Regions from separate parts of the Homo sapiens genome. Here region 2 is linked to region 1. Evidence: chromatin contacts called from ENCODE Hi-C or POLR2A ChIA-PET data. All regions are on one chromosome and are shown on one strand. The core of a region is the stretch at or near the end of the contact, and the rest is flanking DNA. Distances in the headings are between cores, read along the strand shown. Region 1 has its middle 30 kb from the start of ZAP70. Region 2 overlaps VWA3B (von Willebrand factor A domain containing 3B).

What was found. Hi-C counts contacts between places; a loop is a spot of excess contacts on that map. ChIA-PET counts read pairs that join two places held with the same protein, here RNA polymerase II (POLR2A). Pooled maps may share reads with other maps.
Region 2: a map with no recorded cell type shows a loop between it and region 1 (3-fold over the local background). The contact joins two enhancer-like sites. A Hi-C loop is called at or near these places in 4 of 168 maps with a recorded cell type or tissue (Caco-2, GM12878, HepG2 and 1 more), 11 of 37 single-sample maps with no recorded cell type and 12 of 50 pooled maps. POLR2A ChIA-PET finds 5 or more read pairs at or near these places in 1 of 52 experiments (OCI-LY7).

Annotation. Positions count from the first base shown.
Region 1 is chr2:97,740,189-97,746,201 of GRCh38, forward strand. It overlaps a transcript of ZAP70 not described here. Among named protein-coding and RNA genes, the nearest start is that of ZAP70, 30 kb to the left of the region's middle. RefSeq lists a silencer at 5,453-5,562. Within about 2 kb of position 2,248, at least 5 of the 41 ENCODE cell types and tissues checked have a DNase peak (open chromatin) inside an H3K27ac peak, as active enhancers do.
Region 2 is chr2:98,277,188-98,283,200 of GRCh38, forward strand. All of the region lies in intron 22 of VWA3B (von Willebrand factor A domain containing 3B), which reads left to right. Among named protein-coding and RNA genes, the nearest start is that of CNGA3, 66 kb to the right of the region's middle. RefSeq lists an enhancer at 3,014-3,514. Within about 2 kb of position 3,686, at least 3 of the 41 ENCODE cell types and tissues checked have a DNase peak (open chromatin) inside an H3K27ac peak, as active enhancers do.

The DNA of each region.
Region 1 (6,013 bases), core at 998-3,497:
CCCCATCCAGCTGGGGTCTTCACCCCCCCAGGGGTGCCTTGCAAATCATGAGATACAATGCTTTTCATTGGTAGATGCACGTATTAGCTCCCGTATGAACCGTATTACTGAATTTGAATCTGAAAAATACCAAAATGCAAACATTGTTTTTAAATTAATTGTTTTAAAAGCTAATGAACGAATTAAGACAAATTGCATCAATTTAGTGGTTTCTTAAATCGTGGTTTGCAGGTAGTTCAGTTTTATTAAAATTCATTTGTGAGTCGCTGAACGACTTACATTATGTAAAATATATCAGACAGTAAATGAATTGTGGCTTTCATTGCCTTTTGGTCATCATTATGTTTCATGTCATCATTATTGATGAAAGTAATCTTATTTTATAAGAAGGAGGCATTAAAAAATGGGTGTCAAGTACATTGGGAACGCTAACAGACCCACCAGAGATGTCCGCTGAGGAACCAACGAAAGAGGGTGCAGTTCCGCAGAGCACTCTCCAGGTGGCGATGTTTCCAGAGGCCGAGGCCAGCTGGGGTCAATCCCGCCCTCACTGCCTGCTTCACCTCTGCACGTCTCCTTTTCCGCTAGCAGCACGACCTCAGGCCCTCACCTCCAGGTCCCCATTCCTGTCCCCTGTTGGGGTGATCAGACCCAACACCAGGTCGTGGGGGTGACAAAGTCCGGCAGAGTCAAAGGATTGAGAAAAAGACAGTTTGAGAGATAAAAGTGGGACACCAGGGGGTCATCGCCATCATGGAGGCTGCGAAGACCCTGAGCTCTGGGAGCCCACGGTATTTATTTGTAATCCAACAAAGAAACAGGTGGTGAGAATGTGGCTGTCAAAAGGACACGTTGCATTAAGCACATGATTTACAGCTGTGATGGTTTAGCTTTTCTACGGAACATGTTCTGCTACTTGAGATAATGGGAATACAATCGATCTAGGAGCCTAGGAAGGCTAGAAGCAAGGAGCCAGCAAGTCTAGACACGTTCCAGAGGCCATTATTTCAGTCATGCAAGCCCCATCTCAGTTTCCCTCCCAACACTCAGCTTTTTCCCAACAGTCCCCTGGAAGGTGCTTGCAGGATCTTTTCTCTTGGCGGCTCTGACCAAGCCCCTTCACCCTCCTCCAGGGTTTCCAGCGCCCACGCGGACTCCCCTCTGGGCCTCTGCATTCACCGCTGCCGCTGCCTGGAAAGCTCTCCCCGTCCCCACCGGTGATGTCCCCTAGGAAAGCTCCCCGTCCCCCGGGGTGATGTCCCCTAGGAAAGCTCCCCGTCCCCTCCCGGGTGATGTCCGCTAGGAAAGCTCCCCGTCCCCCCCAGGTGATGTCCCCGAGGAAAGCTCCCCGTTCCCTCCCGGGTGATGTCCGCTAGGAAAGCTCCCCGCCCAGGCTCCCTGGGTATGGAGGAGAGGGGCTGAGGGACGCAGTTTCTGATCACTGCTTGCACACCTCCTGTGATGGGCAGCTCATCCATTACCTCTCAACGCAGCCTGGGCTGGTAAGTGAGTTACAATTCTTAGAAAGGTTTTCCAGCTGCTGACACCAACCTTGACCCCCATTCCCTTTACCGTTCCAAGACCATACAGAGCACACCTCTTCTCCAAATATCTCACTCCTCCTCTATTGATCATGTGCCTATTCCAGACGTGTGTCATGAGGCACACAGGCTCAGGGTGATAACCACTGGCATGGTGGCAGCCCACTGGGCCCTGGAGGTCCAGAGAAGCTCCTGAGCCAGCTGAGAGGGGCCAATCTGGTGGGCTTCCTGTAGGAGGGAACGCCTTAGCTGAGTTCTGAAGGGTGAGTGACATTTGGTTGGGGACCGTAAAGAAAGTATCCCAGGGAGCAGGAATAGTGTGTAGTGGGAGAGAATGTCCTTCTGGAAACAAAGAGAGGTTTTGGCGGGGCTGGAAGGCTGAGTTTGGAAATGGGAAGAAAACGCAAGGCCTGGTGCGGTGATCAAGATGGGAGGTCAGTAACATCCTCTTTGTTTCATATTTCCTGACTCCTTGGCCAGGAAGCAACTAACATCTCCATCTACCAGGTCCACGGCTTCCTAGCATTGGGTTTTACCATTTTAAAAACATTTTTTAATTTTAGATGGGAAAAATATCTTATTGTGTAAATTAAGACAAATTAGCATTTCTCTTGTAAGTGGCGAAGTTGAGCAGTGTTTTCAGATGTGCGCCAGCTTGACAGATGCCACCTCTTGCTGTGAACGTCTCATGGCCTCATGCCCAGCACAGAGCTCGCACCTTCTCAGGCCCCATCCTCTGCTCTGAGCAAAAGGCCAAGGGCGTAGGCTGCCCTGTGGCCACATGGGTGAGGATATGGTGAATCAGTTTCCTGTTCTGCTTCCATTCACCTTTTGTCCCTTCAGGGTTTCAAATTTCTCTCTTCTCTGTTGGAGGCTGGGGTCCCATGTGCCTGTAGCTTTGTCCTTGTCTGAGGTATCTCTGAGCTCAAATTAGAGGGCTGTGAAGCCCCAGGAAGGTATTTGTGGGAGGCAATTCTGATGTGCTGGGTGCCTCGAACACACAACTTCCTGTTTAATTCTCAAAACATCTGCCTGGGGTGGGGACTCTTGAACCCATTTTACAGTTGAGGAAACCAAGGCTCTGAGGACTTGGTTTACAGACCCAACATGCCCACTATCCCAAGGCCAATATGTAAGAGGCAACTCTATTGGCAGCTTTTCTGGGCTTCATTTAACAAACTCCTCTGTAGACATTAAGGTTCTGTTTAATTCATGTTCTAGAGGACAGAGGTTGTTAGCTCTCCATCTTGAGGCAAAACTCTTTGTCCCACCCTGCCCAATCAAGGCATGGAAGCCCTGTTTCTCATCTAGGAAGGGGCTGTGGTGTTCAGCTCAGCACCAACCTTATACTTCAGGGAGAGAAATGGGAAAGAAAAAAAGGGAGAAGAAAGCACATACATTCATCCTCCTCGGAACCAAACTCCTGAGTTAGGCCTTGGTTCTGGCTCCGTGGCTGCCACTAAAATCCCATGTGGCCTTGTTAAATCCCTCCCACCTCTGGCTCTCCACTTCCGCTTCTGTGGAGTTTTTATTCTAGCAATGAAACTTTTCACATATGAGCTCCTGGTTCTTTCTTATATCTGCCTGCTTTTGTCTCATAGTCTCCTGTTCTTTCTTTTCTTTGAGATAAAGTTTTGCTCTTGTTGCCCAGGCTGGAGTGCAATGGCGCGATCTTGGCTCACTGCAATCTCCACGTTCCGGGTTCAAGCGATTCTCCTGCCTCAGCCTCCTGAGTAGCTGGGACTACAGGCACCCGCCACCATGCCCAGCTAATTTTTGTATTTTTAGTAGAGATAGGGTTTCACCATATTGGTCAGGCTGGTCTTGAACTCCTGATCTCAGGTGATCCACCCGCCTCGGCCTCCCAAAGTGTTGAGATTACAGGCATGAGCCACTGCACCCGGCCTCCTGTTCTTGTTTATGGCTGTTATTCCCTTCTTTATCTCTTTGAGTTTTTAATATATTTATTGCAAAATTCTTTTAAGGTTGCACTATTATTCTCTATTTCCTCAGACGTAAATTCTTCCAGTTGGGGAGTTTGTGGAAATTTCATGAAGTGGTTGTGAATCCATTGTCTCTTCAGAATATTTCTTGCATGTGTATCTTGTAAGGGCTGTATATGAGAGCCTGTGCTCTTGGCTTCATACATTAGGGGGCCCTGCATTGGTACTAGCCTCCTAATGGGTAGGTGGTGGGGGGCTTCAACCCTTGTCTCTGGGCATCTCTGCAGTGGTCTCTTGTATACCTGGTATTTTCCTGTCATTGCTAAGTGTTTGAAGAATGGTTTCTATGTGTACTTGGTCTGCCATCTTGAATGAAAGTCCAATTTCACCATCTGTAAACATTTCACAGATGAGGCACCGGAAGTTCAGGGAGGTGGCCTGACTTGCCCCAGTCCACACAGCTAGGAGGGAGAATTTGAACCCAGCGAAACCCTATCCACTCCCCGCTCCTCGGCAGGCCCTGGCCCGGTGCTCCCCTCAGCTCTGACTCATTGCTAGCTCTGCATTCCCTGGACACCTTCTTCCTCAGAGAGCTGGGAGAATGGCCTCTACCCTGTAGACACGCTAAATAAACTCAAAATTTTGTTCTGGTGGACGAAGTGAAAAAAACCAAAACTGGCAGATTAGCTCGGTATAATATGACAAGGCCCTGGACTCTGCAGTCTGGCTGTGAGACCTCAGGGAGGTTACTTAACCTTGGGGAGCTTCAGTCTTCTCATTTGTCACATGGTGATAATAACTGTGTTTACCTTTCTGAGTAGTGATGTGAAGTGAAACAATGCATTAGTTTAGCACTTAGTAGCTGCTTATTAAATATTACTTCCTTCCATGGAGGAAAGCAAACTGGGGATGGGGCCAGGGGAATGTGATAGCTGATCCATCAAATTCCTGAAAGGTTTCATGGGCCAGAGGGAGGAGAGCTTCTCCATGGTCTGAAAAAGAGAACAGAGAATAACAGGGAAGGATCCAGGGAAGGTGACACAGCTGCAAAGTCTGTTCATTGGGGTAAAGAATAATCCCTTCAACAAATGGTACCAGGACAACTTGATTTCCACAAACAAAACAAACAAAAAGTCAGACCTCTATCTCACACATATAAAAAAACTAACTAAAATGGATCAATGACCTAAATATTAAATATAAGAGCCCAAACTGTAAAACTCTTAAGAAAACAAAGAGGTAAATATTTTTGGATTTCGCAGTGGATTCTCAGGTATAACACTCCAAGCACAAGCAATAAAAGAAAAATAGATAAACTGAACTTGATCAATATAAAAATCTTTTACTTTTTGTTTTTAATTTTTATTTGTTTTATTGTTTTTTTGAGACGGAGTCTCGCTCTGTCCCCCAGGCTGGACTGCAGTGGTGCAATCTCGGCTCACTACAATCTCTGCCTCCCGGGCTCAAGCAATCTTCCAGCCTCAGCCTCCTGAGTAGCTGGGATTGCAGGTGTCCATCACCATGACCAGCTAATTTTTGTCTTCTTAGTAGAGATGGGGTTTCACCATGTTGGCCAGGCTGGTCTCGAACTCCTGACCTCAGGTGATCCACCTGCCTTGGCCTCCCAAAGTGCTGGGATTACAGGCATGAGCCACTGTGCCTGGCCAAAAAACCTTTTAATTTTTAAATTAAAGGACATCATCAAAGGGTAGCCCAGAGAATGAGAAAAATGTTAGCAAATCATTTATCTGATAAGGATTTAGTGTTTAGAATGCATAAAGAATTCCTACAATCCAACAACAAAAAAATATCCAACTCAATTAACTGGGCAAAAGACTCGAACAGACATTTCTCCACAGATGCTATACAAATGGTTAACAAACACATGAAATGTGAACTTCATTAATCATAAGAGAAATGAAAATAAAAACCACAGTGACAAGCCACACCTCACACCTCCTAGGATGGCCGTGTGCACACACCGTAACTACGGCTGCTGAGGGTGTGGCGAAATTGGAACCCTCACACACTGTGGGTGGGGATGTGAGATGGTGCAGCCTCTGTGGAAAGCAGTTTGATGTTTCCCTACAAGGCTAAACATGGGCTGACCATCGACCCGGCAGTTCACTTTTAAGTATACACCCCAGTGAATTGAAAACAAGGTCTCAGATAATAGTAAACCAATGTTCACTGCAGCATCATTCACGATAGCCAAAAGGTTGAAACAACCCAAATGTCCATCAAATGATGAATGGATAAACAAAATGAGGTGTATACATTCCATGGAACATTATCCAGCTGATGGAACATTATCCAGCTGAAACAAGAGGGAAACTCTCTTGCCTGCTACAGCATGGAGGAAACTTGAAAATATGCTAGTGAAAGAAGCCAGACACAAAAGGACAAACATCGTATGGTTCCACTTACAGGAAATATCTAGAACAGGCAAATTCATAGAGACGGGAAGCAGATAGAAGTTACCAGGAGCTGGGGGGAGTAGGCAATGAGGAATCATGGATTCACGTTTAC
Region 2 (6,013 bases), core at 2,436-4,935, 540 kb after region 1:
TGGCTCACTGACTACATAATGACAGGAGAAATCTTAAGTCTGAAATTTTAAATTCCCTTTGAAAACTCCCCTCCCTAGCACCCCTCATGTTACTGTGATTGCAGATTTCACCCTCACTAGCCAATCCAGAGCCCTCAGAGCTGAACGATAGGGGAAGTTGCCGGAGGGCATCTGTGAATTATAATTAATCCTCCCTGGGAGCCTGGTCTAGGGCAGCCCAGCTGTGCTGTCCTCCAACATTTTCTGAATAAATAAAGATTGTTCTCCAGGGCAAATCCTTTGGCCCAGAAAGATCAAAAAGGCTCTCTCACCCATAACCTTGACTGCTTTGGAAAATCTGGAGGTAGAAAATATTTTTAAGCTGAAAGCAGCTCTAAAGGAGGCCGTGGAAAGTTACCCACACCACTGGCTGCACACGTTTCCTTCTCAAAGCCGTGACTGGCAAGGAAGCTGGAGCCTATGGCCTTCAGGGGTGGGGAATTGAGTGCTCTGCTCCGGGAGAAAGAGAGCGTTAGGAAAATGCACACAGGGAGGCAGGCATGGGCGAGGCTGGATGAGGTGGAATTAGGAGAAGGAAGAGAAGAGATCATTTGCTGTTGAGAACATTCTGTTGGGTTGTGACTTTGACACTATACATGCAGGAAGATGTTAGCTGGGGAGACAGAGGAAAGTGTCTTTCAGTTATCAGTTATGTAAAATAAACTCAGAATATATACGGCTGTTATCTGTGTCCCAGATAGTAAATGAACCAATTGTCATTCTTCAATTGTAACTTTTTTTTTTTTACAGTCCATTAACGGGAGGTGTGAGGCATTACACCCTAACTGACTAGTCGGCCTTTCCAATTCCACTAGTAAAAACTTTAGTCTGTTTTGCTGATATTCAGGTCTGTTGGGAAGACTAGCTCCCTAGTGGCTGTGAACTGTTCTCCAGTGGAACAAGATCTACTGATGTTGAGACAGGAAATTTTCCCTGACCCCTTCATGGGACTTGCAAAGAGGGTGGCTTGTTTACTCAGCCCGTGGCTCTCAGCCCCTCTCGGGAGAGGGAGCACGCAGGTGAGTGGGTGCAGGGGCCAAGATGAGTACTTCTGGGTGCCGGCAGGAGCAGAACTCTGTGTGGCCCCAAGGCAGCTTCTAGAGGAGTACCCACAACCCCTGGAGCCCCAGAGGGCGTGTGTTACCGTGCTCCTTTAGTGTTGCTGTCCACAGATGGCTAAGTGTTTAACTCCTTGGTGTGACAGCCCGCTGTATCCCTAGCTCTTGTTCAGCATGCAGGAAGAATCAGGTCACACGAACAAATTGAAGATGGTAAATACAGGGAATTTTATTGCTGATGAAAGTGACTCTCAGCAGGATGGAGAGCTAGAAAGGGGATGGAGTGGGAAGGTGGTCTTCCCCTGGGGTTCAGCCATCACTGGCCACACTCTTCTCTGAGGTCCCGCCATCAAGCCATCCCCCTGAAGTCAAGCTGCTTCTCAACGACGTCAGGCTGCTGCTTCTCTTTTCTCCATCTCTGCTACTCCACTGCCAGTGGAGCCTGGAGTTTTTATGGGTACAGGATGGGGGGGTGGTGTGGGCCAGAGTGGTTTTGAAAAAGGCAACATTCGAGAAGGAAAACAGGAATGTGGGTCCAGGCTTGAGAGTGGGGCCCTCACTGGGGACTGCTGCCTTCTACCCAGTATTTCCCTGCCTCCTGTCCATATCAGTGGGCAGGAAGTTAACAAGTCTGGGGTGTGCACTGGTGATGTTACCATCACACAGAAGTGATGTGTGCACATTCAGACCATGCCGTCCTCAGACAGCACTGCAGTGATGGTTTAGCATCTGGAAGTGGGACCCCTGATGGGCCTCCAGGGCATGTGGCCAGAGTGAAGCTGAAATCCCAGAGGCAGTGAGAGGATGACAAAGAGAAAATGAAGCCCTTCATTACTGTGCCACGTTTATCTAGGGGTTAGATGGGGCTTTAAGGAGAGAATCCTGCTCAGAAACACCAGTCACTGGAGGAAACTGAAAGAAGGGGGAAAATATCCCCAAACTCTATTTTCTAAGAAGTCTTCTGTCTCATGTCCTGATGTTCAGGAATGGGAAGGTGGGTGTCAACTCTGGGGATCCCTGAGGTGACAAAAACTTAGAACCAGGCTGTCTTTTCATTCTGAAGCTAAAGGCACCCTCCTCGCTGGAGATTCGGCTGGGCAGATGCCAGCACTCTCCTGCCTCTACATTTGTCTTTGTTCCCAACCATGAATTCTACCCAAGCACCCTAAACAGATCTGGGGACAGATTTGCCCTCCCTGTCTGGAGGAAGAAAACGGAGTGTAGAGGGCTTAGCAGGGGCCACTCAGGAAGCAGAATCCAATTCATTCAGCACAAGTGAAGAAACGTTAATGAAGGAACTCTTTGCAGAAGTGAAGGTCAGTCTAAGGCAGTCCGTGGGATATTGCAGGACCCCAGGACAAGCAATAGCAGGAAGCTGTTATCATCCCCAGACTTAAAGGGGCAAGGGAAGGAAAGCGTGTTCCTGGAGCCCTAGAGAGAAAGAGCAGGGAGTGGGCAGGACACCAATACCCCGGCTTCCTCCTGCCTTCTGAGCTTGGCGCGTGCCTCAAGACAGCAAAAATTAGGGAGATAGGGTGGTGTGTTCCCTGGGGGCCAGCCTCTGGGGGTACAGAGCAGGGCAAGGAAGGGCAGAGAGCAAGGGGGATGCGTGAGTGGGGGCGGAATAGCCAGCCCAGAGGAGTGGATGTCTTGAAAAGTTTTCTTAAAGACTCAGAATTCATTTGCACACCAGTCTCGTGTGAGATGTTTGTGTAAAGTAGGTGGCTGGTAGTGGTTCATACGTCAAGGCAGTGCCACGAAAGTGGCTCCCAAGTGTGGCTTTTGTTCATCTCCGGAGTAGCGGGAAATGAATAACTGTATCAGGAACGCGAAATTACAAATCCCAAGCTTTGGTGATTTCCAGATATAAATATGTAACACACTTCAAATTTTTCTCTCTTTGTTTGTTTGTGTGTTTTTTCCTAAAAGAGCAATAAGGGAATATTTCCTGAGATGACGTTGCAGGTTTACTTTCAAGATAGGGAAATAGTTTTGGATTTTTTTGTTTTTCTGTTTGGAATATAGTATATGTTTATTAGATTCCTTTGCTGCCACAAAGAAAAGAAAGAGAGAGAGAGAAAAAAAACACACAAGTTTATTTTCAGCAAAGCTTTGAGGTAGCTATTTGTTAATGTTTGACTGGAGGTTTTGCTTTCAGGGTGATTAACTGTTCTCCACACCCCGGTGCTGCCCTGGGGTCAGGGAGGGGAAGGAATGTTTCCTGGTTCGGGGATCTGTCTGTGGAAGTGTTTCTTGTGCCTCTTAGCCATTCGCACGGCACAAAGCGCTACCAGCTGGGATGAGGCTGAGGCCAGACCGCTCACCAGGCCTGTGCCGGGCTCAGGAAGCAGCGCCTGGAGAGGGAGGTGGAAACTGCACTGGGGTTTTGGGATGCGTGTTACTGGCTGTGTGTTTTCACGAGTTATGCTATGCCCTGGGGAGGCGGGGGAAAACCTCACAAAGCACTCCTCTACATCCCTTTGGTTTTTAAGGCAAGGCTAAGTGCCTAAGACTACTGGAAAGGAAGGGGATCAAAACCCCCTTAAGCCTTGGCCGGCCAGGCAGCACTGCCAGCTTTCCCTTGAGCCCCCGCCCAGATGTGCCGTACTTGATAGCAGCTCACAAGAAGACCTTGCTGCTTCTTCAGGGCTCATGCAGGAAATTCCACTTAGAGCTTCACTTCTTTAGCACAATATTTGCCTTCTGTTAAAGTGCAAATGCCCTGGGAAGGAAGGCACTAATTCGTTTGCCATGGGCCACTCGCTCCCCGCCCCGGAGATGCTGGGCAGGAGTTTGCCACTCCTGATTTCTATTTTCCTGTAAGCTCTTTTCTCATTCTCTCTCCAGTCCATTTTTCAAAGGGATGCAGAGTCTGGATACTTTCTGGGTGGATGAAATCCCTCTAAATCTAAATGAGCGGGGAGAGAGTGAGTTCCCAAACGCTTCAGGTTAGCCCTGTCCTGTTCACCAAGGTTTTAAAGGGAGTTGAATTATTCACAGAGACAGTTTGCAAATGTCCCGGTCTTTTAATTAAGTGTCCTAGAAAGGGGAAAGGTCAGCACCTGTCTGAACCTACACACATTCCTTTGATTAGAGCAGTGACAGACTTTACATGGCCTTAAGGACAAACGTGGACAAAGAAGCATGTTGGAGCTGCTGTTACGACAATTAGGGGATTGTATATGCTGGAGTTCAATGATTTAGGGCAGGAAAAGTATTTAGTAGTGGGTGTTTTTAACAAGATTTTGAGCCAAAGATTAGTTCTAGTTAATTTGTAGAAATGTGTTCTGTACCTAGTGTAGAAGTATGCTGCTTGTTACATGGAAAATTTTAAAGCATCAAACCTTTAGTCATTTCACTATCTCCACCACCATGTCCAAGAGCATGACCTTGAAATTAAGTCACGAAATGAAAAGAGGGTCACACCATTTGGGGCCCTCGTCCATATCACCGAGATTGAATCTGACAAGGAGGTGAATTGGATTATCTGAATTTTGTAGACAAGGCTAAATCAAATTACTTAGCACACAGCATCCCTCCTGCTGGTGTCATTGCTCGTGGGACTTCCTCACTGAAACTGGTGGGCGGCTATTCTTGTGTGCCTGAGTCTAAACATATGTTGGCTTATTTGTTTGAGAGCTAGCCTTTCCTGCTGTCTCTCTATTCCCTCTGACTTTCATCACCCATGGGTTTCTTTTTAGACCTCGGTAGTTTGCATGTATTTTGTGTGCATGTATAGGCGAGGTATGGCAGAAAAGAAATGGAGTTGGGAGACGTTCTTTGACGTTAACTGTACGGCACCCCGAAGTCTTTGGCAAAATTCAAAACCAGCAGGATGTCATCTTTCTGGAACAAAGTTGTCAATATTCTGGCTGAAGGGATGGCACCTCTAGCTGCCCTGGGGAGATGTCTTTTCATCCTGGGAAGCCTATGTTCTGTTTCTGTGGGATGAACCATTATACTGAAGCTGGCCATTGTGCTTCATCTGTGGTATAGTTCAACTGACTGTGCCATGATGCAAATGAATCATCATGTAGGCCATGGTGAATAATTCCTTCCATAAAGTCCCATGCTGTGGAATCAACCAGAAATGAATTCTTGCCAATAGTAATAACAGTTGGAAACAAAGCAGAGTAAACATGAATTACTTTTTTTTTTTTTTTTTTTTTTTGAGACAAAGTCTCACTCTATCACCCAGGCTGGAGTGCAGTGGTATGATCTCGGCTCACTGCAACTTCCGCCTTCCAGGTTTAAGTAATTCTTGTGCCTCGCCTCCTGAGTAGCTGGGATTACAGGCGCACGGCACCACACCCAGCTAATTTTTGTGTTTTTTTAGTAGAGACAGGGTTTTGCCATGTTGGCCAGGCTGGTCTCAAACTCCTGGCCTCAAGGGATTCACCCGCCTCAGCCACCAAAAGTGCTGGGATTACAAGTGTGAGTCACCGTTCACAGCCAACATGAATTACTTTTACAATGTTCTTTAGTATCTGTCCTTGTCCTTTCCAGTGAACTTACAGGCGTATGAATGACTTGAAGGGGAGTGATACTTGTAACCATTTAGAAAGACATTTTCTTAGGCGTCATTTGCAGTGCTAAGAATGAATGCCATAGCATTGCTACCATTCACTGTCACCCAGGCAGGGGGAAGCTCTTCACAGAGTGAATGGCTATTCTCTATCAGAAGAATTGGGAAGTGAGTGATAACTATAGAAAAAAAGAGTTATCTGATTATTTTAGGCAACTCACCTCCCAGATTTATACCTTTAAACCCATTCTGAAAATGTAGAAAGCAATCTCCTCGGTTAGCTTCTGGCTAAGAAATTGAGAGAATCAATATTTGGAATCTAGAGACGAAAGAGGGCTAGTTAAATAAATTACGTGACTCTACTCATTCAGAATTTTAAAAAGGAACTTTA